Regions from separate parts of the Homo sapiens genome. Here region 2 is linked to region 1. A link is a loop called in an ENCODE intact Hi-C map of the cell type or tissue named here. Cell type or tissue: heart left ventricle. All regions are shown on one strand. Each heading gives the region's core, and the rest is flanking DNA. Links, peaks and the distances in the headings are about the cores only.

What was found. Hi-C counts contacts between places; a loop is a spot of excess contacts. Peaks named below come from ENCODE experiments on the same cell type or tissue, not always from the same donor. Only the 100,000 strongest peaks of a DNase experiment are listed, where the experiment ranks them.
Region 2: it touches region 1 in a loop (2.0-fold over the local background); 31 of 110 quality-filtered maps call a loop at or near these places.

The regions. Positions count from the first base shown.
Region 1 is chr19:39,443,802-39,446,699 of GRCh38, forward strand. SUPT5H (SPT5 homolog, DSIF elongation factor subunit) reads left to right here and starts at 1,781. Exons shown (of 30, transcript NM_001111020.3): 1 at 1,781-1,836; 2 at 2,003-2,164. The coding sequence starts at 2,090. RefSeq lists enhancers at 1,024-1,821, 1,581-1,850, 1,822-2,618, 1,991-2,210. In heart left ventricle, for the core only: no CTCF peak of the experiment used is centred there; DNase peaks (open chromatin) are centred at 1,720 and 2,160; H3K4me3 peaks cover 2,261 bases; H3K27ac peaks cover 1,691 bases.
Region 2 is chr19:39,396,825-39,399,722 of GRCh38, forward strand. It overlaps MED29 (mediator complex subunit 29), which reads left to right. Exons shown (of 4, transcript NM_017592.4): 4 at 633-2,898. The coding sequence ends at 875. Among named protein-coding and RNA genes, the nearest start is that of MED29, 6.9 kb to the left of the region's middle. RefSeq lists an enhancer at 1,497-1,546. In heart left ventricle, for the core only: a CTCF peak has its summit at 1,003 (motif pointing right); DNase peaks (open chromatin) are centred at 1,007 and 1,737; H3K4me3 peaks cover 461 bases; H3K27ac peaks cover 1,894 bases.

The DNA of each region.
Region 1 (2,898 bases), core at 253-2,752:
GATTACAGGCGTGAGCCACCGCGCCCGGTGGAGAATCCTTTCTTTTTTTGAGATGGAGTCTAGCTCTGTTGCCCAGGCTGGAGTGCAGTAGCACGATCTCGGCTCACTGCAAGCTCGGCCTCCCGGGTTCACGCCATTCTCCTGCCTCAGCCTTACGTGTAGCTGGGACTACAGGCGCCCGCCACCACGCCCAGCTAATTTTTTTTTGTATTTTTAGTAGAGATGGGGTTTCACCGTGTTAGCCAGGATGGTCTCGGTCTCCTGACCTCGTGATCCACCCGCCTCGGCCTCCCAAAGTGCTGGGATTACAGACGTGAGCCACCGCGCCCGGCCCAGGTGTGTCATACTTATGTGAGAAATTTTACCAATGTGTCCTGAGGCTTCTTTTTTTTTTTTTTTTTTTTGAGACTGAGTCTCACTCTCGCCCAGGCTGGAGTGCAGTGGCGCGATCTCGGCTCACTGCAAGCTCCGCCTCCTGGGTTCACGCCATTCTCCTGCCTCAGCCTCCCGAGTAGCTAGAATCACAGGCACATGCCACCACGCCCGGCTAATTTTTTTGTATTTTTAGTAGAGACGGGGTTTCACCATGTTGGCCAGACTGGTTTCGAACTCCTGACCTCAGGCAATCTGCCCGCCCCGGCCTCCCAATGTGTTGGGATTACAGGCATGAGCCACCGCGACTGACATAGACTTCTGATTTTTAAAATTTCCCCTATCAGGTTAATTTTTCAATTTTTAAAAATTTAAGTTTTAATTTTTTTTTTTTTTTTTTTTTAGAGACAGGGTCTCTATTACCCAGTCTGGAGTGCAGTGGTGCAATCATAGCTCACTGAAGCCTCAACATGGGTTCAAGTGATCCTCCCACCTTAGCCTTTGGAGTAGCAGGGACCACAGGCACACGCCACCACACCACATTAAAAAAAACACAAAAATTGGATACATGGGGTCTCAATTTGTTGCCCATGCTAGTCTCAAATACCTGGCCTCAGGTGATCCTCCCGCCTCAGCCTCCCAAAGCGCTGGGATTACAGGCGAAGGTTCATTTTTCATCTCTCCATTACACCTGTCCACTCTGCCATCACTCGTCAGCCGTCATTACTAATAGATAAATTCGCCTTTAAATGAACTTAGGAAGCCTGGAAAGAAAAATAGGGACTTGGGCCGGGCGCGGCAGGTTATGCCTGTGATCTCAGCACTTTGGCAGGACGAGGCCGGAGGATGGCTTTTTAGTTTGAGTTAGAGGAGTTTGAGACCAGGCCGGGCAACAGCCCGACTCTACCAAAAAAAAAAAAAAAGTACAAAAAGAAAGAAAAAGAAGGAAAAACCAGGGCTTCACGGTCACTCAGACTTGGCGAGGAGGCTTGGGTCTGCCGCTTTCCACTGAGTTTTTCTGAGCTTCAGCGTTCTCTCCAAAACGGGGATACGGATCTCCTGGGGATGCTTTAGAGGGCCTAGGAGATAAAGCCTTGTTTCTTTTATAATTTGCTATTCGCTGATTTCGCCGCCTCCTCGCAGCTTGGCCTACCGCGCTAGTGTTCCGGACTAACGAACAAACGGCTCACTAAATTCAAACATGAGTTTCAGCCTGGTCGCCGAGCCGGCGGGTAGAAAAAACCTTTCCCCTCCTAACCCTCCGCAGATGTCGGCCCCGCACTCCGCCCAGGCCAGCCCTGCCTCTCTCAAGATGGCGACCTGGAAGTGCGTCGCCCGTGCCAGCCCCGGAAATCTCGTGTTAGGCGAGGTCAACGGGTAGGTTCTCGCGAGAGGACCCGTCAGCCCCAGTCAGGCGTCGTGCGAACAGCAGCTGGTACCGAAGGCGGAGGTGGAGCCCGAGAGGTAAGTGCGTGTGCAGAGGTGGCAGTTCCGGGCGCCGGGGAGGTGTAGAGAACAGATTCGGAAACTGGGGAGGTCTAGCATGTGGCGTAGGAGGGGGTCCTCACTCCGCTTCGCGATTGCCAAAACGAGCCTGCCGGAAGCGCCCTAAGGGGTTTTCTTCTCCCAGGGAACCAGCGGGGAAACTGAGGCTCGGGGTGGAGCGCAGGATTGTGGGACGCGCCAAGGCTGCTGTCTTTCCCAGCAGCAGCGGAAGATGTCGGACAGCGAGGACAGCAACTTTTCCGAGGAGGAGGACAGCGAGCGCAGCAGTGACGGCGAGGAGGCCGAGGTCTGTGGCTGGGGCGCTGGGGGAGACATTGCGTCTGGGGACAGGACTCCGGGCAGAAAGGCCCCTGTGGGAGGCTCGAGGGGTTCACAGCGGGCTCTGGCTTCTGGGAACTCCCAGATTGTCTCAAGAGATAGAGAATTAGGCAAGTCGAAGTCAAGCAAAGGGACAGGTTCTGGAGGCCAGAAATGGGTCAGGTCCAGTGAGATAACAGGTGATGTTTTGAAAGTTTACTCTGTGTGCATATAGTAAGCACTTAGCATTAGTTTTTTTTTTTAGTTATGTCTAGTCATTCCATAACTATATTTGTAGTGCCTACTATGTACCAGGCGCAATTCTTTGCTCTTAGGGTACACCAGTAAACAAAAAGATTTTAAAAATGTCTGCCTTCGGGAATGTAAATAAATATAGCCAAGGAATAAACTATATAGTAAGCTGGAAGGTACTCTGGAGAAAAGAACAGAAAAGGGGAATGGAGAGTCCTGGTTGCTCTTGAAATAGGGTCATCAGCATGAGTCTGAGGGGTGACATTTGAGCAAAAACTTGTTGGAGGTGAGGGAGTGAGTCGTGGTTAGCTGGAAGTGTAGTGTTCCAGTGAGGGGGACCAGCAGGTGCAGAGATGGGAGTGTGTCCGCCGTGTTCAGGGATTAACGAGGATTTGAGAGGCCAAGCTGGGAGGATCACTTGAGCCCAGAAGTTTGAGAGCAATCTCGGTAACACAACGGGACCCTGTCTCT
Region 2 (2,898 bases), core at 1-2,500, 47 kb before region 1:
GACCAGCATGGCCAATGTGGTGAAACCTTGTCTCTACTAAAAATAAAAAAAAAATTAGCCGGGTGTGGTGGCGGGTGCCTGTAATCCCAGCTACTCGGGAGGCTGAGGCAGGAGAATCACTTGAACCTGGGAGGCGGAGGTTGCAGTGAGCTGAGATCGTGCCATTGCACTCCAGCCTGGGCAACAAAACCGAAACTCCATCTCAAAAAAAAAAAAGAAAGTAGTACCTAGAGCAGCCAGAGAAGCAGGCAGAAAACCAGGGGTGAGATGCCACTGCCAACACCAGGCCTGGAGCCAGGGCAGTAACAATGATAGTAGCTAACAGTTCTTGGCACTTTAAACAGTGTGCCAGGACCCGTGCCTGTGTCTCATACACCTGCTCTCACTGTTCTCACCTTATGAGGTAGGAAGAGGTGGTTATTAAACCCGTTTTCCAAAGGAGGAAACTGAGGCTCAGAGAAGAGTAGCCGCCATGCCCCCAGGTTCCCCAGCAAATGACTGGCAGGGCCAACCTCTGACTCTAAGACCTGGGAAATCCAGAGGCCAAGCCGACAACCCCCAGCTGGCCCTTGGGGTGGGGTAGAATGACCTCGGGTGGAGCTGATGCTGTCCCCTTGCCTGCCTGTCCACAGCGCCTGGCGCATGAGTGCCTGTCACAGAGTTGTGACAGTGCCAAGCACTCTCCAACGTTGGTGCCCACAGCCACCAAGCCCGACGCAGTGCAGCCTGACAGCCTCCCCTACCCACAGTACCTGGCGGTCATCAAAGCCCAGATTTCCTGTGCCAAGGACATTCACACCGCCCTGCTGGACTGTGCCAACAAGGTCACGGGCAAGACACCCGCACCACCTGCTGGCCCTGGGGGCACTCTGTGAAGTGGGGGACAGGGAGTGGGGCAGGCAGTGGTTGGTGGGTGGTGTGCAAAGGGAATGAAGAGCGTCCTGGGCCTAAACACAGCAGCCTCCTCTCTTCCTGCCTGAGCACCGCAGCGGGAGCCAGCAGGGGGCAGCAGAGGCCAACAGGGAGCTCGCAGGCCGGGCCCCTGCGTCCCTGCCCCTTCTTCCTGCTCCCCCTCCTAGCCTAGGGTAGACTTTGAACTGTGTGTGTTGATGACTTCTCTGTTCCACAGGCCCTCCCCCATTCTTGCCTGGGTGTGGAGCCCTGGCTGTCCCCTCTCCCTCAGTCCTTCCTGACTGTCTCCAGCTGGGAGGTGGTCTCTGTGTGCCACTCCTCTGTGTCTCTATTACAGTTGTGTCTCTCTCATCCTGTCTCTTTTTCCCTTGTTTCTCTGTTCCTGTTAATGTGTTTCTCCCCATGGTCCTATTTCTCTCACTCTGACCTCTCTCTCTTAGTCCCCTTTAGCTGTCTTCTATCCCCAGCTCCTAACTGGGACTCTGTGTCTATGCAGGGGGCCAGCACCCCTGGGTTATCTGGGGCTAAGGGAAGGGACTTCATTTCCAGGGGCCACAGCCAAGCCCAGAGTCCCCCAGCGGCTCGCATGTCAGCCCAGACCCCAGGGTCCTTGGCCTAGGAGAGGAGCAGTGGAGGGGCCCAGGCTCTGAGCTCCACAGGTCTGAGCAGGGAGCAACTCAGGCCCCCACCCAAGCCTGCGTCAGCGGAACTTGAGTGAGGGGCGTTGTGCAATTTGTGGCAAGGCTGGCCCAGCTGGATGCCTGGGTCCCAGTATTTTTAGCCCCAAAGGAGAAGTGAAAAGGCCCCAGCCGGGGTGAATCATCAGTCCTGGGGAAGAACCCAGGCGCCTGAGCCCCAGCTCCGGGAAGCAGGCACTGGGGAGGGGGCTTCAAGGAGGGAGTGCCCCCTCAGACTCCCTGCTTCCCTGGAAGCTTCAGGAAGCTCAGCCTCAGCCTTCAGGCCTGAGCAAGTGCAGGGCGGAGCTACCAGCCCAGGCTCAGATGTTGGGGTGTGAAAGCCTCAAGTGACTCAGCCTGGTTGGAGAACTGCCCCACCCAGTATCTTCTGTGCCATGGTTCCCACATTCGCACTCCATGGCCTCCTGTCCTGGACCCCACGTCTGCAAGGAAACCCTAGGACCATGGATACCTCTGTGATTCACGCTGAGCCCAAGTCCCCACACTGGAAAACTGGGAAATGGCCAGCTGTGTGTCCCAGGAAATTCCTCCCCTTATTCTTCCTTGAAGTGCCCGAGCATGTAGGGCAAGAAGGAAGGCTGAAGCGCTGTCCCTAGGAGGAATTTCTCCTTCAGGGGAGCCTCAGTTTTGCCCATTTATCTAATTGAATCAGTTTTTTACCCAATCCCCCGATTTTGTAGGATAATCTCCCTTATCTAAAGTCAACTGATTATGGACTTTAATCACATCTACAAAACACTTCCATGGCGACAGCTAGATGAGTGTTTGAATAACTGGGACTGTAGCCCGTCCAAGTTGACACATAAAACTGACCATCGGGCCGGGGGCGGTGGCTCACGCCTGTAATCCCAACACTTTGGGAGCCCGAGGCGGGCGGATCACAAGGTCAGGAGTTCGAGACCAGCCTGGCCAACACGGTGAAACCCCGACTCTACTAAAAATACAAAAAATTAGCCGGGTGTGGTGGCACACACCTGTAGTCCCAGCTACTCGGGAGGCTGAGGCAGGAGAATCGTTTGAACCTGGGAGGCAGAGGTTGCAGTGAGCCAAGATCACACTATTGCACTCCAGCCTGGGCGACAGGGCAAGACTCTGTCTCAAAAAAAATAAAAAACTGACCATCTAGTCCTTGTCATCTGGGCACCCTCACACATCTCCTTAACCACACTTAATCTCCAAATAAGTACGATAACATAGTCATAGTCCCACCCAACATGATGCAGTTATCTTGCATACAACTGAAGACAACTAACCCTTTCCCCAACAGAGCCCACCAGCAGTGGTGGAG